Linked DNA regions of Homo sapiens: all the other regions are linked to region 1. The links are chromatin loops, found by intact Hi-C in ENCODE. Cell type or tissue: PC-3. All regions are shown on one strand.

Region 1 (8,000 bases):
TTAAAGGAAACCAAGGATACACAACTAAATACAATTTGGGATTCTGTATTGGATCCTGGAACACAAAAAGACAAAAAACTGCTAAAATTTAAATAAGGGCTGTAGTTTAGTTAATAGCATTGTACTAATGTTAATTCCCTGGCTTTGATCACTGTACTGTGGTTATATAACACATTAGCATTAAAGGAAGCTGGGTGAAGAGTATACAGAGCCACATTCTAGCCTCTGTACTAATTTTGCAACATTCCTGTAAGTCAAAGTTTCTTCAAAATAAAATGTTAAATATATATATATGTTCTAAAGAAATATACCAACAAAATATTCAATAATGCTAGAAAGAACATGATTATCCGTGATGACTGAAAAAAAACTCTGAAAGAGCAGTTCAAAGAACATCATGATGAATATCAAAGTCTCAGCATAGAACAGGAACTGAATTTAAACTGACCCTGAGAAACAAGAGAAGCAGCCTTTGTGAACAAACCCCTGGAATCAAAATATTCCATATAACTATATTTTTTCACTATACAGACTAAAACAAATAGGAGCTCTTTGTTTGTTTGTTTGTTTGGTGCAATCTCAGCTCACTGCAGTCTCAATCTCCTGGGCCCAGGCAATCTTCCCACCCTCAGCCTCCCACATAGCTGGGAACACAAGCATGCACCACCATGCCTGGCTAATTTTTTTTTTTTTTTTTGTAGCGACAAGGTCTTACTGTTGCCAAGGCTGGTCTCAAACTCCTGGGCTCAGGCGATCCTCTCACATAGGTCTCCCAAAGTGTTGGGATTACAGGCATGAGCCACCATGCCTGACCAGAAGCTTGTTCTTTCAAAGAAACAGGTGGAGTCAAATACGTCAGATTCCTTCAGCTGCCACTCATCCAATCTGAAGTGTTTGCTTATAAGTGGTTTATAAGGCAGAAGCCCACAGGGCAAAAAAAAATGGAGAATACACGTGAGCAGATTTTCATCCTAATCTGCCTACGCGTATTTCCAAATCTCTAGTCTTCTCTATGCCTATATCCCACCATAACCCCAACCAAATTTGCCAATTTGCTTATTGAAATAACCACTACATTCATTTATATACCATTAGTAGTTTTAATGTTTAATCTTTTCATGCGCATGTTTCCTGTTTTAAACGTTCTTCTACAAGAGCCTCAACTTCATGGTTTAACTCAGAGGTTGGCAAATTACAGCCGCCTGTTTTAGTAAATAAAGTTTACTGCATCACAGCTACACACACTCATTCACATTATGTCTATGGCTGCTTTGCACTATGTTGGCAGAATTGAATAGCTGCAAAACAAACTGTATGGCCTAAAAATGGTAAAATACTCATCATCTGATCCTTTACAAAAAAAAAACTGCTGACTCTTGAATTTGCTCCAAATTCAATCAACATATTCACAAATAAAGTAAACTGAAATCAAAGTCTAGAGCTGCACTAGTGAATACAATAGCCAATACCCACTTGAAATATGGCTAGTCTAAGGAGATATGCTGTAAGTCTAATATACACACTGGATTTCAAAGACAATATTAAAAAGGAAATATAAACTATCCTGTTCACATTTTTATGCTAATTATATTTTGAAACAATATTTTGGATATATTGAGTTAAATAAAATGTACTTATTAAAATGTCACCTGCTATTTTTAGTTTCTTCAATGTGGCTGCCAAAAATGTTTTAAAATTACTTACATGGCTCATATATTTCTACTAGACAGCACTAGTCTAGAAAATCTTTTTACACTGATAAATGATGTTTCTGTATAATAAGCTTAAATATAATTTATCATCCACCCTGGGACACTGTTGAGAGTGATGCAGTTGTCACTAATACAGAGACAATGGGCATGGAACCAGAACGTGTGAGCAACCTTTAGAGAATATGCATAAGCAGAAACAAATTTGCCAAATATATGTGCATAAGCAGACACACGAATTTGCCCCAAGTTTTCTATAACATCACCCTTCTACAATTTTTTTTTACATGCAGCCATGCCCCACATAGTGACATTGTGGTCAAAGAATGAACCACACACACTACAGTAGTCCCGTAAGATTATAATGAAGCTGAAAAATTCCTATTGCCTAGTGTAGTCCTAGCCATTGTAACATCATAGAACAATGCATTACTCACATATTTGTGGTGATGCTGGTGTAAACCTACCGTGCCCCAGTCTCACAAAAGCACAGCACATACAATTATGTACAGTACATAATACTTGGTAATGAAAATAACTATGTCACTGGTGTGTGTGTATATATATATTTTTTTTTACTATAATTTTTCTTATTTTAGTGTACTCCTACTTATTTAAAAAAGTTAACTGTACAGCCGCCTCAAGTCCTTCTGAAGGTATTCCAAAAGGGCATTTTTATTACAGAAGATGACAGCTCCATGCACATTACTGACCCTGAAGACCTTCTAGTAGGACAAGAAGCGGAAGTGAAAGACAGTGATATTGAAGATCTTGTCTTCGTTTTTAACCAAAAAGTTTTTAAAGTAAAAAAAAATTAAAAGTTTAAAAAGAGAAGAAAGCTTTAGAATAAGGACGTAAAGAATATTTTTGCACAGCTCTACAATGTTTGTTTTAAGCTGTGTTACTACAAATGAGTCAAAAGTTTATTAAAAGTTACAGTAAGCTAAGGTTTATTGAAGAAAAATATTTTTATAAATTTAGTGTAGCCTAAGTGTATGGTATTTATAAAGTATACAGTAGTGTACAGTAATGTCCCAGGACTTCACATTCCTCACTACTCACTCAATGACTCACCCAAAGCAATTTCTAATCCTGCAAGCTCCATTCATGGTGAGTGCCCTATACAGGTGTACCACTTTTTAATCTTTTATAATATGTTTTTACTGTACCTTCATGTTTAGATACATAAAGACTTAATATTGTGTTACAATTGTCTGCAGCATTCAGTACAGTAACATGAGGTACAGGTACACCACATGGCCTAGGTATGTGGTAGGCTATATCATCCAGGTTTCTCTAAGTACATTCTATGATGTTCATACAGCGACGCAGTTGCCTAATGATGCATTTCTCTGTATGTATCCCAGTCATTAAGTGATGCATGACTATATATTTAAGAACTCTGGGTTAATCATATTCTTCTAGAACTTTCTTCTCATATATTCTCCTTATTTCCCACATTACGAGTTCACCTCACCCCCCACCAAAAGGAGTTCCCATGCTGTAGGGAGTATAGAGAAACGTAATTTCTTTCCCTTCCGTATCATGTATAGTTTACAAAACCAAAAATTAGCAGGTCGTTCTGTGCATCAGAGGAATTTACCTTCTTAAATTGTGGAACACAGCCCTTCAGTGCTTGCTTTGTATTTAAAACTGAGTAACCTTACCTAACTGACACCCTCCCAACAGAAAATCAGAAATGTTTCATTCATGCTTCCAATTCTATAATGAGAAAAATACCACATCTCAAATTTAAGCCATTAGAAAAAACGACCGAGATTTTTAACTTATCCTCCTTCAAGAAACAATCTTATAAAAGACCCCTAGATGGGGCTATAACTTCACAAATACAACAGGCTCTCAGAATCCAGCAAAAGCAGCCTAGAATTGAGTGGAATTCTGAAATCACAATCTTGCCAATTTTCTTTTTTCAAACTTGGTGTATTATGGGCATAACACTTGACTCATAATGAGTCAAGTAACATCACAGCTGTCAACATTTGTCTCCTAATAATGCCTGGTGATAAATAATTCAATAAATATTAGGCAATGAGAATGACAAATGTATTTATTCCTGGGTTTTATTTTTGTTTTTGTTGGGGAGGAACTGGATTGGGGGAGGTGAGGGGGGATATCAACCAGTTTGCTATTTACCTGGGCCCAAAATGTTACTGCATCTTCTATGTGACTTCCAACCACATCTTCCACTAAAATCAAATCACAATACAAGGAAAATTAGAAATTAATCAGTATCATCTAGCTCTTACACCCCAAAATAATTTTTAGTGTCAGTACCTTTATCGTAATGTGTATCTTCATCCATTTGAACAATTCCTGAAAAACTAGAACAATACCTTAAATTAGATTACAATAATCCACCATTAATAATGAATGAAGACTAAACTACATCATGTTCAATTCTTACAAATGTTTTGTCCTAAATGCAGTTATCAAAATTCAAACTCTATATTAAAAATGAGCTCAATATTTCCTTCACTAACTAATTCTTTTGAGTATTTTGTAGTAGATGCAATTTTATCATATATAATCTCTATCCTTAAAATTATCTCTAGCCAAACTTTTACAAACTTATACTGAACTCATATACATTTTGATCACTTACATAAATCAATACTTTGAAACAATGTACATATTCTTTTTTTAGAAAATATCCTCCCATAAAAAGGACTTCCACAATGTAAACAAAGAGAAACATTACAAGTAATAGAACAAATGCTTTAAACTGGTAGTCTATTTTATGTAAAAGGCACGGTGGTTACTATTTTTGAAGATTCCGTGGGATTAAAGACTGCAAAAATACCTAAAATTTTGCCTATTACTTCAAAAATAATTTTAATTACATAATATTATACTTTATCAAATGCAAAAATATTCCAAAATAAATGTACACTATGTAATTTTATCTGTAATATACTAAAATACTGCACTTTCCATTCATAAGTGTTGAAGGAAAATTAAAACACAGATTTTTTATGGGTTTTTTTTTTTTTCCCCCCAAACGAAGTCTTGCTCTGTCGCTCAGGCTGGAGATCTTAGCTCACTGCAACCTCCACCCCCCGGGTTCAAGCAATTCTCCTGCCTCACCCTCCCAAGTAGCTGAGATTACCGGCGCGTGACACCACGTCCAGCTAATTTTTGTATTTTTAGTAGAGACGGGGTTTCACCATGTTGGCCAGGCTGGTCTTGAACTCCTGACCTTGTGATTTGCCCACCTCGGCCTCTCAAAGTGCCGGGATTACAGGCCTAAGCCACCGCAATTTTTTAAGAGCTTTAAAAGTTGTCTAGGAACACCACTATACTAAAGTTTCAAATGCTCTCTCATTATGAAAAGGAAAACATTAACTCCTCATCACAGAAAAATAAAATTTTAAAAATGGATTACTTTGTCACAACTTAATTTTTTAAAAAAATTTTTCGTAAGTGGCATGAAAATGTCTCCAAAGCAAGGGTTCTTTTCTACTGGTCAAAAAGCAGTTTTTAAATTCAACTGACTGAAAAGCTGTAATAACTTTTAGGGAGACTATATATTCCCACGGAAAGCATTAAGGCTTAAATTCAGTAAAAGTTAAAATTACTTTGGAAATCTCTCCACACACTCCAAGAAGCTACTTCTAGAGTAGTTTTTAAATCTTATTTTAAAATGACTTGCCCTGATTATGAAGGCACTGATGCCGTACCCACTTTCTGCAAACAGAGATCACAAAATAGTACGTCCAAATCTCCACTTCGTGATGAAAATTTGGAAGAAACGGGTACACGTAGCTCTCTGACACTTATTTTATAAGGGATTTTGAAACTTAAATGGCACAGAATTTTCGAGAAGGGGAAGAGAGTGTGGAGGCTGCGTGACCGCGTCTTCATGGAGATCATTCAGGCCGGAGGTCTTTTCGAGCCACTTTCGCCTGCCTGCATGCACTCAAAAACTGGGGCATCTGGCACCCCTCTGGGGTGGCGGGCGGCTAGAAGGTGACAGAAAACCCTGAAATGGGCCTCGTCCCAGGATTGGAGACTTAAAACGCAAGCAGCGACGAAAATAGTCCTTGAAGCGGCCACCACTGCACGTACCACAAAAACTACTACTGACCTCACACTTTCCGTTGCGGAAGCTCTAGAAGAGTGACCCTGGACCCACATACTGGACTTTCGGCCCTCCGCCCGCCGTAGCACACGTGCAGCGGCTTACCGCGTGAGCTTCGACCGCAAGGGCCCCACACTGCGCCTGCGTGCACAGCGCTGCGCCATCATCCGGTGTTAGCGGGAGTCACGTGGCAGCCACGGCCTGCCGCCTAGGAAGAAGCGTGCGGGAGCCGCCTGACGCTGGCTGCTGCCGACCCCCAGGCACTGAGGCTGCGCCCTGGTGATTTATAGGCCGGGGTGGGGTCTAGGGCCAGTTCCTTTCGCAAGGCTTCAAGCTGTGACTTTAGAGGTGACGTAGGATTTCGTGGTCTTTCCTAATCTGTTCACGTGGATTTAAATTTTAGAAACACCCAAATTAGAAGAACCCCGACATTCTATTTACACGATGGAAGAGAGAAAATAACTTTGGTAACTGAAAATGTGTTTTTCAGATTGGTAGCTTTACAAGCGTTGGTCAACTAATCCTTAGATTCCACAGCTCTCTGTAGTATTACAACTTTTTCCACAATCTTAAGAAGAAAAAATTAGTTGTCTGCTTCTTTGCAGATATTACACTTTGTGGCAAACCTTACACAACAATTGAAAATTATCTCCGGTTAATTTTTAACAGCTTGAAGGTTAAAGTACAATAAACTGCAGATATCAAAAGTGCATAATTTGTTAAGGGTGAACATATGTATACACTGTTGAAATCACCTCCACAATTAAGATAAACTTTTCCATCACCTCAAAGTTTCCTCATGCCCGGTTGTAATACCTGACTCCTCCCAGCTCCCGTTCTGCTTTCTGTCACCATATATTAGTTTGCATTTTCTAGAATTTTACGATAATAGAATCATACAGTATGAACATTTAATCTAGCTTCTTTCCAATAGCATAATTATTTTGATTGATAAATTTCGTCCTATGTGTCAAGAGTTTGTTGGGTTTTATTGCTGTTACTATTCCACTGCATGAATATAACACAATTTGTTTATCTACCTTTTAATAGGTGTTTGGACTGCTTCCAGTTTTGAATTGTTTCAAATAAAGCTGCTATTGTGTGCAAGTCTTTGTATGGACATATGTTTTCATATCTCATGGGTTAGTACCTAGGAGTGGAATGGCCAAGTCATAGAATTGTATATGTGCTTAAAAAATTGCCGCATAGTTTTACACAGTTGTACTATTTTATATTCCCACCAGCGGGTTTCAGAGTTCTAGTTGCTCTATATCCTCACCATCATTTGATATGGTTTGTGTTTTTAAGTTTAAACATTCATGTATAAATGTTTAAAGTGGTATCTCCTTGTGATTTTAATTTGCATTTATTTCTCTACTAACTAAAAATGTTGAGAAACTTTTCTTATGTTTATTTTCCATCCAGATCTTCCTAAATGAGGTGTCCAAGCTTTTTCCTGTTTTCTAACTGAATTTATTATTGAGTTTTGACAGTTCTTTATATACTGTGGATAAAACTCCTTCAGGTTTGAAAATATTTTCTCCCAGTCTACAGCTGTCTTTTTGTTTTCTAAAAAGGGTACTTCAAAGAACAAAAGTTTTTAATTTCAATAAAGTCTAATTTATCGGTTTTGTCTTATGGTTCATGCTTTTGTGTTGTATGTAAGGAATCTCCGACTAGCCTGGTTCACAAAAGTTTTCTTCTATATTTTCTTCCAGAAATTTTACATGTTCAAGCTTTACATTTTGATATATAGTCCTTTTTGAGTTTATTTTTATAACATGTGAAACAATCAAATTTTATTTTATTGCATATGGATATCTAATTTTTCCAGCATCATTTGTTTAAAACACTGTCATTTGTCTATTGAATTGTCTTTGCACTATTGTCAGAGATCAATTAACCATACATACGCAAGTCTATTTCTGGATTCTCTGTTCTGTTACACTGATCTATTTGCTTTCTTTAGACTAATACCACACTGTCTTAATTACGGTAGTTTTATTTCATGCGATCGTAGAAGCAATTTGTCAGCATCTACACACACACACACACACACACACACACACACAGAGCCTGCTGTGATTTTGATTGGGATCACATTGAATGTATACACCAATTTGAGGAGAATGGACATCTTAGCTATATTGAGTCTTCTGATCCATGAGCACAGTATATTTATTTAGGTCTTA
Region 2 (8,000 bases), 360 kb after region 1:
ATTACAATAAATTAAAAGTTTCCAGATATGAGAAAATACATATCATGTATACTCATATATATTTACATAAAATTTTTAAATAGGCAGAATTAATCTATGGTATTAGAAGTCTGCAAGGGGTAGGGGGGCAGTGACTACCGGAAGCAGGTACTGTTGGGGCTTCCGGGGCCCTGGTGTGTTCTAGTTCTGGATCTGGATGTGTGTGTTCACCTTGTGAAAATTCACTGAAATTTATGCTCAAGATTTGGGCACTTTTCCTTGCATGTTAAAATAAAGATCAAGAATGAAAAAGAGGCTGGGTACAGTAGCTCATGCCTGTAATCCCAGCACTTTGGGAGGCCAATGCAGCAGATCACTTGAGGTCAGGAGTTGAAAACCAGCCTGGCCAACATGGTGAAACCCCATCTCTACTAAAAATACAAAAATTAGCCAAGCATGATGGTGCATGCCTATAATCCCAGTTACTTGGGAGGCTGAGGCACAAGAATCTCTTGAACCCCGGAGGCAGAGGTTGCAGTGAGCCAAGATGGCTCTATTGCGCTCCAGCCTGGGTAACAGAGCAAGACTCTGTCTCCAAAAAAAAAAAAAAAAAAAAAAAAAAATGAAAAAGAGAGAAACTCTCCCCCAAATAGTGTGGTAGAATGGGCACACTCTTTTTTTTGGTTTATCACCACCCCTGCCTCTTTGCTCCAAATCAGATCGTAAACCACAAAGTCAGGGACTGGCTCATAATAGGTACTGAGTGTGATTGGTAGAATTTAATACTCAGAATAGTCTCTTGTAAATGGTTTAGAGATATTTGTCCACTGGTTCTTAAAATGGTTTTAAATACTTCATATTTTAGAGGCTGAAGTGAAGGAAGTATATATTTCTGATGTCTCTTCCACTGTGGTTTGGAAACATTAGCCAAGGCAAGAAGCCCACTTGCTTCTCTCTTGCTGCTTAGCTATTCCTAAACCGTTAGTAACCTTATGGGTTAAACTTAACCAAGAGTTTGACAAAATGTTTTTTGTTTTTCTATTTTTCATTAGGAGATGGCACATAGGTTCCCTTTGGAAACTTGTGGTCTTTTTCCCCACTGTGCCTGTCTCAAAGGAAAATGTGTGTGGGTGGTGGTGGTGCGGGGTGGGAGAGGGGAGGATTATGTGTGTTGCGGGTTTGCTGCTTGTGCTGGGGCTTCACTCAGAAGTTTAGAGCTAGTAATGCTGAGTAGAAGAGATGGGTGTTGCTTTGCTAAAAGATGTGTCATATAGCCTGATTCCTTTTCCCACCCCTGCCCCTTTTCAACTTTCAGAGCACTAGACAAACTGAATGGATTTCAGTTAGAGAATTTCACCTTGAAAGTAGCCTATATCCCTGATGAAATGGCCGCCCAGCAAAACCCCTTGCAGCAGCCCCGAGGTCGCCGGGGGCTTGGGCAGAGGGGCTCCTCAAGGCAGGGGTCTCCAGGATCCGTATCCAAGCAGAAACCATGTGATTTGCCTCTGCGCCTGCTGGTTCCCACCCAATTTGTTGGAGCCATCATAGGAAAAGAAGGTGCCACCATTCGGAACATCACCAAACAGACCCAGTCTAAGTGAGTATGCTGAGTGTGTGGTGGGTGTTCATGAGAATTCCCCTTGGAATCTTAGTAACAGTGTGTCGTTCTGGTACTTGGTGCCCTTCTGAACACAGCCATGAGGACTCCTTGTACAGTACTTGGGAATGTGTAAAAATCTTGCAGTATCTTGGTGTTCATTTCATATAAATCTGGAGCTAATCCTCATTCTCAAAGGGAACGTCAGATTTTCACACATGAATGGAAAACAAATGATACCTAATCCTCTTCTGGTTGGGGAAGCTCTGGAAGACAGAAAGGCAGCTTCCAGGTTGTCCTCTGTCCCACCCCTTACCCCCCACCTGCCCTCATTGTTTTTGGAAGTAATTTTCTGGGTCCAATCCATTTTATTTGTGGCCTCAATACAGAGGTGGTTTTTCAGTCTTGCCTTACTCGAATAAAGAATCGCTCATCTTATTTGTCCGAATTTTTCCTCTGATTAAGCCATGTAATTAGAATGGCTTTTTCTTCTGGATATTTTTTGATGGTTTTAATTGGTGGGATTTAAGGGATTGGAATATTCCCATTCAAATGTTGGAGCTAATTATCAGGAGCAGAAAGCGGGAACTATTTGTTTTATTCACTACTGTAGCCCCAGGGCCAAGGCCAGGGCCCTGCTACATAGAAGGATCTTTTATTTGTCAAATGACTAAAATGACTGTATGTGAATTATGTTTGAAGCCTTTCATGTGTATCTAAGATACTTCTCAGTTCTCATGCATTATATGTTGTTTTGCTTTAGAAACCATACTGTTGTACAGTATGTGGATATTTTTTGACCCAAAGAAGCTTGGTGACAAACTCTTCCCCCCATACCTAGCTCCGTAACGTGCTACGAGGCACATCCTGTTACTACTGTATTTCCTGAAGAACCTGTGAGTGTGCTGGGAAGAAGAGGTTGTATCCAAAAATACCATTGTGCAAGCCTTGAGCCAGCTACAGAAGTGGCAAGATTATTTTTCCTTTTAAATTTAGAAAGGAGAATTCTTTTTTTTCAGTGTGATCCAACGAAATAAGCTTAATCTTTCTCTAAAAGTTAGAACTGCACTGCTGTGTATACTTTATGTGTTTGTTCCAGCAGGCCTAAGAGGACATGCATGTTCATCATAGGCACCATGCCTGCATTGGACTAGCTGACCCATTTCTCATGTAGAACCAAAAAGAACTGTACTGAGTGGTGGTCCATACCCACCTGCTCCCTGCAGTGGCATCTGATCCTGCCTTCCCCTGCTTTGAAGCAGGAGATGTTGGGTGCTGGTTACCTGAATGCAAAATTAATCGCCCTGACCTCATCATGTAGGAGTGGGAAAGACAACTGGACCATAACCTAGTCAGTCGGCCTGGCTTTAATCTTAAAATTTAAGGGCTTCTTGCTTCCCTTGATCCACCGTTACCTGCAGAAATTCATTATATGGCTTCCCTTCCTTCTCATGTAGCAGATTAGAATTGTTCCTTTTCGAGCTACTCATTTCCCTGTCAGATGAAAGAGCTGTGACTTAAATTGAACTGTTTGTTTTACTTAAGGCAGGAAGATGGGGATAGGGGAAGGGAAGCAATTTTTGTTATATCCGATGATTCATTTGCAGAGCTCTGCCAGTGGATTTAATTAACTCTTGACATTGAAATTAGTCATTATCAGAACCTCGTTTCTGGAATGGTCTCAGAGGGCCATTCTAATCTCCAAAGCCACATTCCTTTCTCTCAGGGGATCGGAGCTTAGTAATCCTTAGCACAGTGAAAGGGTGAAAATAAACTGCAAAGAGGGATGCTAATGTGTTGCTGGAAGACAGGCATCCCTGAAAGTGACTGGGGATTGAAACAGCAGCCGGGAAGATGACTCCTAAGATTGGGACTGTTATCTAAGACACTATTTTTTTATTAGTTATTTTTAGGTAGCCCTTAATTTGTTTCATGCCCTTATTTTTAGTTTTATCTTTTACTCTTGAGGTAAATCTTCAGATTTCAACCAAACATTTAGGAAAATGAAAGCCAAATCTTGATTTTATTGGCATGATCAAGTGGTCACTCTCATGGCCATGAGTTATTTAGCCCTTTAAGTGTTTGAATGGCCAAAGGAACTCAACAAATACTTAATTTTCCCAAAAACACATATTTTTGAGTAGCTAATTTTCTTTCTTGTACTTATTAAAAAATGGCAGGCTTATTTTATATTTAATTCAAAACATATAAATATGTAAATTAAAAAGTTACCATTCGTCTCACCTGGGTAGCTGTTGGTAAGTTGGGGATGTATCTCTATAGGATTTGTTGCCTGTATCTACTAACATGTGTGACTTTAAAAAAGAAATCATGTCATGATGTGAATTGCATTATTTCACTTAAGGACTTTTTACTGTGTTGGTACTTGTAATTTTACCACATTTTCAAAAACATCTGTATGATATGAATATACTGTTATTTAACCATCTCTTCCCGCAATTAGATAATTCTAATTTTCTATCTGTTAGAAACGGAACTTTCCCATGCCAGTGGTTCTCAACTACAAATGATCATCTCTCTGCCCCAACCCCCGTAGACATTTGGCAATGTCTGGAGACATTTTTAGCTGTTAGAGTTGAGAGAGAGGCATGCTACTAGCATCTAGTAGGTACAGGCCAGGGAAGTTAGTAAATTTCCTACAATGCACAAGACACCCCATCCACAACAAAGAATCTGGCCCAAAAAGTCAGTAGTGCCAAGGGTAAGAAACATCACTCTTGACCCATGTATGAGACTATATCTGTAGATGTTACCAGGAGTAGATGTTACAAGAAATACAGTTCTTGAGTCACAAGGTGCTCAGCATTTTGCTGACCAGTTTGCTCCTACCAAAAGTGTTGAGTGTGCCTTGTTACCCATCATCTTGCCCATATTTAATTTTTTCTATCTCAATTTTTGCAAGTCTAGAAGAAAATGACATTCTTTTAGCTGGCAGACATATAATTACTAGTGAAATTAAACATCATTTTGAGTTTATTGGCCACTTGCTTTTCTTGAAGTAGAATTGCCATCTGTCCAGGTTCCATTCCTATCACTGTTCGTTGCAGACTTTCCTCTATCAAGGAGGCAAAATGTGGGAAGAACCTTGCAAAGGGGAAGCAGATTGGTGAAATCTGCTCATCCAATGAATGAAGAATGATATACTGTGCAGAATAAGCAGTTCAACTTGGCTTATGGGATTCCAACTCCTCTCTTGGCATGCCCTCCAGTTCCTATTTGTTTTAGAGCAGATTGAATCCAGGCTCTTTGTCATGAGACATTTGTTCTGTGGCATCTGAAAGGAAGCTGTAAGCACAAACAGCTTGGGTAGAATGAAAAGATGTCCCCGCTTGGTTGGATTGAGGAAAGAGAAAGGGGAATGTTCCTAGAATTAAAATTTGCCTCTTAAGGCATTAATGTTGACAGCTTATTGAAAGTTTATGCTCTTGAGGGAAGTGAGTCATCTGCTTTGCCCTGAAGCCCTATGACTTTGCATTTGGTAATTACAGACTCCACTGTGAATACACGCTTACTGCTCTCGTTTTCCTCTCTGCTTGCGCCCACTATCAGAATCGATGTCCACCGTAAAGAAAATGCGGGGGCTGCTGAGAAGTCGATTACTATCCTCTCTACTCCTGAAGGCACCTCTGCGGCTTGTAAGTCTATTCTGGAGATTATGCATAAGGAAGCTCAAGATATAAAATTGTGAGTAAAGAAGATTGTCCTGTGAAAGAGGTTGATATTTGTGCTCTTGTATTTTTGACATCTCTGACACAATTCTTGGGAATTGCCAACAAACAGAGGGAAATGATATCCTGATGAGCTACAGTGGTTGGCACTGTTGATCTGGTTGTGAAGTGTATGTCTTTTAATATTTAAATATTTTCATTCACATTTGAACATAGGCGAGTGGTGATAACGGGGAAGAGAAATGCAGCTATAGAAGAAGGCAACTTGGGGAACCTAGGACCAGGAGGTATCCTGGATTAACCCAAAACAGGAGCCCCAAATCTTGACTCATCCTTTACTCGGAGCTCATTGGAGCTCTGTTCTTGTCCACTGCCTGGCCCCACCTTGGAGCAGCAGGGAGTGTGGAGGTGGGGAAGTGCCTAAGTCTCTTCTAAGGCAAACTGGAGATTTATCTGGGTAATGCAGGCGGGAACTCTATTTCTTCCACAGGAACTTTGAGTGAAGGTTGGGTTCTGTGCCACGTTTAGCGTACAGAACAGCGCTGCACTGAAAGTAGAATCGAGAGTAAGGCACTGGAGTTAGTGTGGGGACCTCATTACCAACCTTAATTTGTAGAGAACTTTAAATATGTTTTAGTAATATTATATGTGGGTGCCATATCATAAGAATGTAATTATTAAAGTAAAAATTTTAAAGAAGAATTATTTTAGTATAGAGAAAAATAGGCCTGGTGTGGCGACTCATGCCTGTAATCCCAGCACTTTGGGAGGCCGAGGCGGGTGGATCATGAGGTCAAGAGATCAAGACCATCCTGGCCAACATGGTGAAACCCCGTCTCTACTGAAAATACAAGAATTAGATGAGCGTGGTGGCATGTGCCTGTAGTCCCAGCCACTTGGGAGGCTGAGGCAGGAGAATGGCTTGAACCCGGGAGGCGGAGGTTGCAGTGAGCCGAGATCGCGCCACTGCACGCCTGCCTGGCGCCAGAGGGAGACTCTGTCTCAAAAAAAAAAAAAGAAAGAAAAAGGAAAAGCCCACCATCTATTAACCACAATGACATTTTAAACAGTTTTATATATATATGACTGGGAAATTCAGAAAGCTACAAAATGAAAAGTGAAAGCTCCCCTTCCTGTTCTTATGCCCTTCCCCCAAAGTGTAACCACTGTTGTTTCTTCTGTTTCCTTCTATAAATTATGCACATATCTCCAGGTGTATATTTGTACTGGATGGTACTGTTTTTTATTTGTACGTTGTGTTCTGGTAGTAGGGGTTTAGGAATATGGTTTTGAGTAAGAGACTCCATCACTGAAGATATTTCCTGAAGTGAATAAAATAAGAACTATTTTAGAAGTTAACTTCTGTATTTTTTCTCCCCTTCTATTCATGCATTGCTAGAATGCTGGCCAATTGTCAGCAAGTTTTAAGCTGTACCTAACACAGTGCTTCCCAGATGGTAGGTAGGAAGTAAATGTTTAATGAGTGAATATTGTCTTTTTACCCACGAATAGGTTTACTTATTCTAATTTTATGGCCACTTTTCTATTTACAGCACAGAAGAGATCCCCTTGAAGATTTTAGCTCATAATAACTTTGTTGGACGTCTTATTGGTAAAGAAGGAAGAAATCTTAAAAAAATTGAGCAAGACACAGACACTAAAATCACGATATCTCCGTGAGTGCTCCTTTGCTTTTGAATAAGAAAACTTTCCAACACTGTAAGCTGCATGTTGTGTATTGGGCTTAGCTTCCCACTTTACAGCTGCTTCAGCTAGCCTGTGCTGCCGTACTTACACATGGTTTCTCAAATACAGCTTGCTGCCTGTTAGGTTTCTGACCCGTATTGAAAGCATTATCTGCTTCTGGCAGGAGGAACCAAATGCTTTACATTCATGTTTTCTAAAGCAGTCTTAACTATGTTTTATGACATTTATTCCCAAAGTTGGAATATATAACCCAGTTTATTATCCATTGTCGTGTAACGCATTATCCCAACATTTGACAGCTTAACACAATGTGAACATTAATTGCTCAGCTAGTTTTTGTGGGTTAGGAATGCAGGAGCAGCTTAGCTGGGTGGTTCTGGCTTGGGGTCTCACAATGCTGCTGACAAGTTGATGCTGGCTGTTGGCAGAAGGCCTCAGTTCCTCCCACATGGGCTTCTCCACAGAGCTGCTTGAGTGTTCTCAAGACATGGCAGCTGTCAAGATGGAAACTGCAATGTCTTTTATGACATAGCCTCAGAAGTTATACTCTATCATTTTTCTAATGTTGTTTACACAAGTCAGCCCTATTTGGTATGTATGTGTGGGACTACAGATAACTGGGTGACAGGAATCACCTTGGAGGCAGGCTACCACACTTAGAATCTGTGGATGCTCTGAAATTACGTGGAAAGGTTTTTCTGAGGGTGGCCATTCTTAGTTTCACTCAGAGTACTCAAAAAGGTGGGAAAAGATTGATGAACTGAGGAAGAGTGGTAGGGGAAAGACTGCACGGTGTTTGTGTACAAGGAGTTTTCAAAGGAGGTAGTAAGGAAGCAGGAAACTTCTGTTTGGTTGTAAAGAAAGGGGGAAAAAAACCCCACAAAGTGGTAAATTCAATAAGTAATACTACTTTGTCTTAAATTTACCCCCAGAAAGGGGAGAGTTTTAAAAGAAAAAAATCTCAAAAGTTATTCTAGAAGCAGCTATTTTTAAAACTGTAATACAAAATGCTTGGCAGGGCCAGGTTG
Region 3 (8,000 bases), 140 kb after region 1:
CTCAGGTCCAGGAAGAACACCAAGTGTAGAGTGACACATCAAGGGTCTTGGGAACAGCCCTGAAGAATCTCTACCTCCTGGGAACATTAGCATCAGCCAGTGGCCTAGCTGTCCCTCTGCAGACAGGCTCAGTCCTGATGAGCCAGCTCCCTGCTAAGCTACCAAAGGAGGGAAAGAAATGTGCTTCCAGGGCCATCCAGACTTCTTCGCTGGCTTGCTTTGGGCAATCTTTTGAATCAATGCTTAAAACTGAGAAATGTTTTCTCACTTTGTGACTTAAGCCAAAAGCCTGAACTTTTTTTTTATAGCAGGTATAAAATCAGTGAAGCATTCCTTAATTTTCTACTTCTTTGTGGGTTTTTTGGTAGTTCAAATATGTGTGTATATATAATTATTCAACATGACTTTCTGCAATCTAGTTGAAGTGAATAATGTAAATATTTCGATTTCTATTTTGTGTATGATTTCTTTTCTCACTTTATTAACCATTATTATTATTTTGAATTATTTTGAATTTTCATCCTGGACAGTGATTGTTATTTATCTGTTTTAAATGTTTAGCCATTCAAAATAATTATTATTTTGTATTATTTTGAATTTTTATCCTGGACCGTGATTGCTATTTATCTGTCTTAAATGTTTAGCTTCTATTTTCAAAATAATTTATTCTAAACCTAGAAAGGTCACACTGTTTTCTGTAATCATTGTGCGGTTAAAATAATATTGGGCAGGCATGGCGGCTCCCACTTACTATCTGGCATTTTGAGAGTTCAAGGCAGAAGGATTGCTTGAGCCCAGAAGTTTGACATCAGCCTGGGAAACATAGGAAAATCCCAGCTCTACAAAAAATAAAGAATTTGCCAGGTGTAGCAGAATGCACCTGTGGTCCCAGCTACTTGGGGGGCTGAGGCAGAAGGATCATTTGAGCCTGAGAGGTTGCAGCTGCGGTGAGGTATAATCAAGCCTCTGCACTCCAGCCTGGGCAACAGAGCAAAAAGCTATCTCAAAATAAATAAAGGCAATCATTCATCTCACTAAACAAACAAACAAACAAACAAACAAAAAAACAAATATTTGGTCAAAATAGTTGAAATGAAGTGGAATTTTAAATCTAGTTTTCTGGCCGGGTGCAGTGGCTCACGCCTGTAATCCTAGCACTTTGGGAGCCAAGGTGGGCAGATCACTTGAGGTCAGGAGTTAGACAGCAACCTGGCCAACATGGTGAAACTCCGTCTCTACTAAAAATACAAAAATTAGCCGGGCGTGGTGGCACGTGCCTGTAATCCCAGCTACTTGGGAGGCTGAGGCATGAGAATTGCTTGAACCCGGTAGGCGGAGGTTGCAGTGAGCCAAGATCACGCCACTGTACTCCAGCTTGGGTGACAGAGCGAGACTCAGTCTCAATAAATAAATAAATAAGTAAATTTAGTTTTTTGAAAATTTGACTAAACTTTCATGTACATATATAATACATATTTCATATGTATTTTTATATATATATATATATATATTTTTTTTTTTCCTTGAGACAGGGTCTTGCTCTGTCATCCAGGCTGGAGTGCAGTGGTGTAATATTGGCTCACTGTAGCCTTGACCTCCCAGGCTTAAACAATTCTCCTAATTGTGTGTGTGTGGATGGGGTCTCACTATGTTGCCTGGGCTGGTCCCAAATTCCTGGGCTCAAGTGATCTTCCTGTCTCAGACTCCCAAAGTGCTGGGATTACAAGCTTAATATATTTTTACAAAAATAAAACTATTTACAATTCTAGCACTGTGTCCATTTAGTTGCCAATGTAAATAATCAGTTATTCATTTTAAGCCCCTTTGTCTAAACCACATATATATATATTTAGTAATATGAATTGCTCATTATTGCAAATGCACCTCAGCTGCTAGGTTTGTGTGTTGCAAACACAGTGTTAATTTGTGAGTAACCTGAATTGGAACATCGAGAGAAGCAAAGAAATGGATCCCCAGCACTACTGAGAAACGATGCTTCATTATGTGAGATTCTAATGTATTTGTAGCATCTGAGAGGAAGGATTTGTCAAGTTCTGTAATTAATTTATTTTATCCCTTACCTGAGTTTTTTTTGCCACTCAAGTGTTTTCTATGCTCCGAAGCAGTGCCCATCTCCAAGGCTGGCAACAGTACAATCTAAAGACCTTTGCAACATTCTAATTCAGCCCCCTTTTTTAAGGACGTAGAGCAAGATATATGGATGCATTGCCCTGGAGCCTGAATAACATCAGTCACAACAAAGAATATGCAGGGTCACAGGTCAGGCTGTGCCAGCCCTAAATATGAAGTCAGTGGCCAGGGTGCCCATGTGTACTTTTTATGTCATTGTGATACACGAAGAATTCTGAAGTGCAGATCTAGAGCAGAGGCCCCTCTTGTCCAGGTCTAAGGTACTGCTTTTATGTTGCTTCTTGTTTGCTACAAACAAAAATATGATGAACATCCTTATTTCTGTCTCCCTGATTGTCAATGAAGGGTTCCTCTAGGATATATTCTCAGGAGTCAAATTGTTGTAGAGAGTCACAGAGTACACATATTCTTAACATCACTGAGTATTGCTCTGTTGGACAGCTGTGCTACCTTACACTGCTGATAATACATAAATATTTCCTTGTTCTCTTTTGTTTTTTGTTTTTTGTTTGTTTGTTTTGTCAGAGACAGGGTCTCACTCTGTCACTCAGGCTGGAGTGCAACAGTGTGATCATAGTTCACTGTAACCTCAAACTCCTGGGCTCAAGTGATCCTCCCACCTCAGCCTCCCTAGCAGGTACACACCACCATCTCCAGCTATTATTTTCATTTTTTATAGAGACAGGGTCTCACTACGCTGCCTAGGCTTATATTTTGAATTCAAATATATCATTTTCAAAACCAAAATGGTATTGTTCTCAACCTACTCTTTCACAATTTGAATTTTTCATTTGTCTAGTTTGATATTGATCCATTGGCTAAACACTTTATAAGCAAAGTTATCTAACCAGTAACCACTCATTTGTACTAGCATCTGATCTATATTTCTGCCTCCTTCATCCAAGTAGTATATTTGCTTGCCAGAGCACAGACTTCAGCAAACTAATAGGAACTGTCTCAAGGGAGGTGGAGCAAGATGGCTGAAAAGAACCCTCCAGCAATCGTCCCTGCACAGGAACCTCCAATTGGACAAATCTCCACGTAAGAAAGCACCTTCACAAGAATTACAAAATCAGAGGAGCAATCACAGTACCTGGTTTTAGCATAATAAGAAGAAAAGACACATTAAAAAGGGTAGAAGGGACAGTCTCACATTGCCGACACAACTCCTCCCTTAACCCCAAGCAACTAAAGCAGCTTGTAGGAAGAATCTGTGTGCTGGAGGGGTGGGTGGGGAAGGAAAGGGTGGTAAAGCCTGAATAAGTGTTAGTGGCAGCCAGGCCATAGTGACCTCGGTCTTTGTGTGACCCCTAGTGCTGCACTGGTCAGGAAGCTATGTTCTTGGGGTGTAACCTAGCATAATACCAGCTGTGATGGCCACAGAGGTGCCCATATAACCCCTCCCCCAACTTCAGGCAGCTCAGTGCTGAGAGAGACTCCTTCTATTTGGGCATTTGGGTGACAAAGAGGAAAATGAATGAGTGACTTTCCCTTGCAACTCAGGGATTTCTCCCTGATCATCCCCACGTCCATCTGGGCTGGGTATCTAGGAGGCTGGAAGAGAGTCACAGCATAACTGGGCTTAGGGTGCCCTCTGGTGCTGAAATGGCTGCAGTGACCATAGACAAGAACCCAAGAGTTCCTTTTGAATCTTTTGAAGGCCCTCTGAAGGACAGGAACAAACTAAGTCAGACTGTGAGAACTGGAATAAATACCCACCTCTCCAATGCCTGGACATCGATGAATGTCCACAAGCATTAAGAACATTAAGAACAAAGCCGGGCGCAGTGGCTCATGCACTCCCAGCACTTTGGGAGGCCAAGGCGGGCAAATCACAAAGTCAGGAGTTCAAGACCATCCTGGCCAACATGGTGAAACCCCATCTCTACTAAAAATACAAAAATTAGCTGGATGTGGTGGTGCATGCCTGTAATCCCAGCTACTCAGGAGGCTGAGGCAGGAGAATTGCTTGAACCTAGGAGGCAGAGGTTGCAGTGAGCCAAGATCGTGCCACTGAACTCCAGCCTGGACAACAGAGTGAGACTCCATCTCAAAAAAAAAAAAAGAACAGAACATTAAGAACAAATATCACCTCACCAAACTGACTAAATACAACACCAATAACTGACCATGGAGAGATAGAGACATATGACCTCTCAGACAGGGAATTCAAAACAGCTATTTTGAGGAAGCTCAAAGAACTTCAATAAAACAGAGAAGTAATTCTAAAATTTATCAGAGTTAACAGAGATTGAAATAATTTTTAAGCACAGAAAACTTGGAGCTGAAAGATGCAATTGACAAGTTTAAAAATGCGTCAAGTGTGTCAGCAGAAGAACTGATCAAGCAAAAGAAAGAATTTGTGAGCTCAAAGCTATTTGAAAATATGCAGAAGAGAAAAAAGGAAAAAAGAATGAAAAAACACTTAAAGATATAGAAAATAGCCTCAAAATAGCAAATCTAAGAGTCACTGACCTAAAAGAGAAAGTAGAGAAAGAGATAGGGATAGAAGATTTATTCAAATAAATAATAATAGAGAAGTATGCAAATCTTGAGAGCAATATTAATATCCAGGTATAAAAAGGTCAAAAATCACCATGGGGATTCAATTAAAATAAGACTCTCCAAAGCATATAATACTCAAACTCTCAAAGGACAAGGACAAGGAAAGGATCCTAAAAGCAGCAAGAAAAAAAAAACGAGTAACACATAAAGGAGATCCAATATGTCTAGTAGCAGACTTTTCAGTGGAACACTTATAGGACAGGAAGGAATGATATGACATATTCAAAGTGAAGGAAAAAAACTTTTGACTGAAAATACTGTTTCCAGCAAAGCTATCCTTCCCATATGAAGGAGAAATACTTTCCCAGACAAACAAAAGCTGAGATAATTTATCACCATCAGATCTGTCTTACAAGAAATCCTAAAGGAAGTTCTTCAATCTGAAAGAAAAGGATGCTAACAAGCAACAAGAAAGTATCTGAAGGTATAAAACTCACTGGTAAAAGCAAGTACATGGACAAATTCACAATACTCTAAAACTGTAATTGTAGTGTAGAAACCACTTATGTTTTAAGTATAAAGATTAAAAAATACATGAAAAATAATACAGCATTTTATTAAGTGGAAGACACTATAAAAAGATATAAAGTGATGCATCACACAGACCAATGGGAAAGAGAAATTATTTTAAAATTTAAAAATTAAGATAAAGGCTGGGCGCGGTGGCTCATGCCTGTAATCCCAGCACTTTGGGAGGCTGAGGCAGGTGATCACCTGAGGTTAGGAGTTCCAGACCAGCCTGATCAACATGGTGAAACCCCAACTCCACTAAAAACACAAAAATTAGCAGGCACGGTGGCTCACGCCTGTAATCCCAGCACTTTGGGAGGCCCAGGCGGGCCCATCACTAGGTCAGGAGATTGAGACCATCCTGGCTAACAAGGTGAAACCCCGCCTCTACCAAAAAATACAAAAATTTAGCCAGGCATGGTGGCGAGCACCTGTAGTCCCAGCTACTCGGGAGGCTGAGGCAGGAGAATGGTGTGAATCTGGGAGGCAGAGCTTGCAGTGAGCCGAGATCGTGCCACTGCAGTCCAGCCTGGGCAACACAGCGAAGACTGTCTCAAAAAAAAAAAAAAAAGAAACCCGTCTCTACTGAAAATACAAAAAAATAGCTGGGCATGGTGGTGCACGCCTGTAGTCCCAGCTATTCGGGAGGCTGAGGCAGGACAATCGCTTGAACCTAGGAGGCGGAGGTTGTAATGACCCGAGATTGCACCACTACACTCCAGCCTGGGTGATAGAGCGAGACTCTGTCTCAAAAAAAAGAAAAAATCAGCTGGGTGTGGTGGCAGGTGCCTGTAATCCCAACTACTCAGGAGGCTGAGGCAGGAAAATCGCTTGAACCTGAAGGCAGAGGTTGCAGTGAGCTGAGATTGCCCCATTGCACTCCAGCCTGGGCGACAGAGCAAGACTCTATCTCAGAAAAAAAAAAATTTAAGATAAAAAATATATAAATTGAGACCACAAAAAAATGAAAATGTGAGAGGAATGCAGTAACAGTATAGAATTTTTTAGTTTTGTTTTAGCTATTTCTTTTCTTTACAACGTTGTCATCAGTTTTAAATGACTTCTTATAATTATAGGATTTTTTTTGTAACCCCCATGGTAACCACAAAACAAAAACCTATAATAGACACACAAAAAATAAAAGCAAGAAAGTGAACCACACTACCAGAGAAAATAACCACAAAGGAAGACAGTAAGAAAGAAAGAAGAGTTAGAAAACAACCAGAAAACAGGTAACAAAACGGCAATAAGAAGTCCTTACCTATCAATAATAGCATTGGATGTAAATGGACTAAACTCTCCAATTTAAAAACATAGAATGGCTGAATGGATAAAAATAAAAAGACTAAACTACATACTGCCTACAAGAAACTCACCTCACCAGCCGGGTGCAGTGGCTCACGCCTGTAATCCCAGCACTTTGGGAGGCCGAGGTGGACGGATCACGAAGTCAGGAGATCGAGACCATCCTGGTTAACACGGTGAAACCCCGTCTCTACTAAAAATACAAAAAATTAGCCAGGCGTGGTGGCGGGCGCCTGTAGTCCCAGCTACTTGGAAGGCTGAGGCAGGAGAAAGGGGTGAACCCAGGAGGCGGAGCTTGCAGTGAGCCGAGATTGTGCCACTGCACTCCAGCCTGGGCGACAGAGCGAGACTCCGTCTCAAAAAAATAAATAAATAATAAATAAAATAAATAAAATAAAAAAGAAACTCACCTCACCTATAAAGACACACATAGACTGAAAGAGAAGGGTGGAAAAAAAATGTTTCATGCAAATGAAAACCAAAAAAGAGCAGGAGTAGCTATACTTACATCCGATAAAATAGACAAAGTCAAAAACTGTAAAAAGAGACAAAGAAGGTCATTATATAATGATAAAGGAGTCAGTTCAGCAAGAGGATATAACGGTTGCAAATATATATGCATCCAACACTAAGGCACCCAGACATATAAAGCAAATATTATTCTAGCTAGAGAGAGAGAGAGACTTCAACACAAGAATAGTAGAACATTTCAACACCCCACTTTCAAAACTAGATAGATTTTTCGGACGGAAAAATCAACATAGAAACCAAAATTAAGCCGGGCGTGGTGGCTCATGTCTGTAATCCAGCACTTTTGGAGGCCAAGGCGGGTGGATCACTTGAGGTCAGGAGTTCGAGACCAGCCTGTCCAATATGGCGAAACCCTGTCTCTAAAAATACAAAAATTAGCCGGATGTGGTAGCAGGTGCCTGGAATCCCAGCTACTCGGGAGGCTGAGGCAGGAGAATCACTTGAACCCAGGAGGCGGAGGTTGCAGTAAGCCGAGATCATGCAATTGCATTCCAGCCTGGGCAACAAGAGCAAGACTCCGTCTCAAAACAACAACAACAACAACAAAATAAAAATAAAAATAAACTTTAATGAAATAAATGGAAGAGGACATTTAAAAATAGAAAAATATTTTATGCTCATAGATTAGAATATTGTTAAAATGACAATACTTCCCAAAGCAATTTACAGATCAATGTAATCCCTATCAAATTACCAATGACATTCTTCACAAAAATAGAAAGAGCAATCCTAAAATTTATATGGAACCACAAAGACCCTAAATAACCAAAGGAATCCTGAGCAAAAAGAACAAAGCTACAGGCATCACACTACATGACTTCAAAATTTATTACAAACTATAGTCACCAAAACAGCATGGTACTGGCATAGAAACAAACACACAGACCAATAAAACAGAATAGAGAACCCAGAAATAAATCCACACATTTACAACAACT

Evidence for each region. Peaks named below come from ENCODE experiments on the same cell type or tissue, not always from the same donor. Only the 100,000 strongest peaks of a DNase experiment are listed, where the experiment ranks them.
Region 2: it touches region 1 in a loop (4-fold over the local background); 10 of 110 quality-filtered maps call a loop at or near these places.
Region 3: a loop joins it to region 1, with 12 times the contacts of the local background. A loop is called at or near these places in 104 of 110 quality-filtered maps.

Annotation. Positions count from the first base shown.
Region 1 is chr7:23,708,150-23,716,149 of GRCh38, reverse strand. It overlaps STK31 (serine/threonine kinase 31), which reads right to left and starts at 5,931. Exons shown (of 24, transcript NM_031414.5): 1 at 5,815-5,931; 2 at 4,005-4,051; 3 at 3,864-3,916. The coding sequence starts at 5,864. In PC-3, a CTCF peak has its summit at 3,543; DNase peaks (open chromatin) are centred at 2,089, 2,789 and 3,589; H3K4me3 peaks cover 1,138 bases; H3K27ac peaks cover 396 bases.
Region 2 is chr7:23,344,881-23,352,880 of GRCh38, reverse strand. It overlaps IGF2BP3 (insulin like growth factor 2 mRNA binding protein 3), which reads left to right. Exons shown (of 15, transcript NM_006547.3): 6 at 1,295-1,576; 7 at 5,147-5,281; 8 at 6,819-6,941. Among named protein-coding and RNA genes, the nearest start is that of SNORD65C, 48 kb to the left of the region's middle. In PC-3, no CTCF peak of the experiment used is centred here; DNase peaks (open chromatin) are centred at 3,200 and 5,050; H3K4me3 peaks cover 2,937 bases; H3K27ac peaks cover 6,145 bases.
Region 3 is chr7:23,566,528-23,574,527 of GRCh38, reverse strand. No RefSeq gene overlaps it. Among named protein-coding and RNA genes, the nearest start is that of CCDC126, 27 kb to the left of the region's middle. In PC-3, CTCF peaks have their summits at 3,545 and 3,747 (motif pointing left); a DNase peak (open chromatin) is centred at 3,737.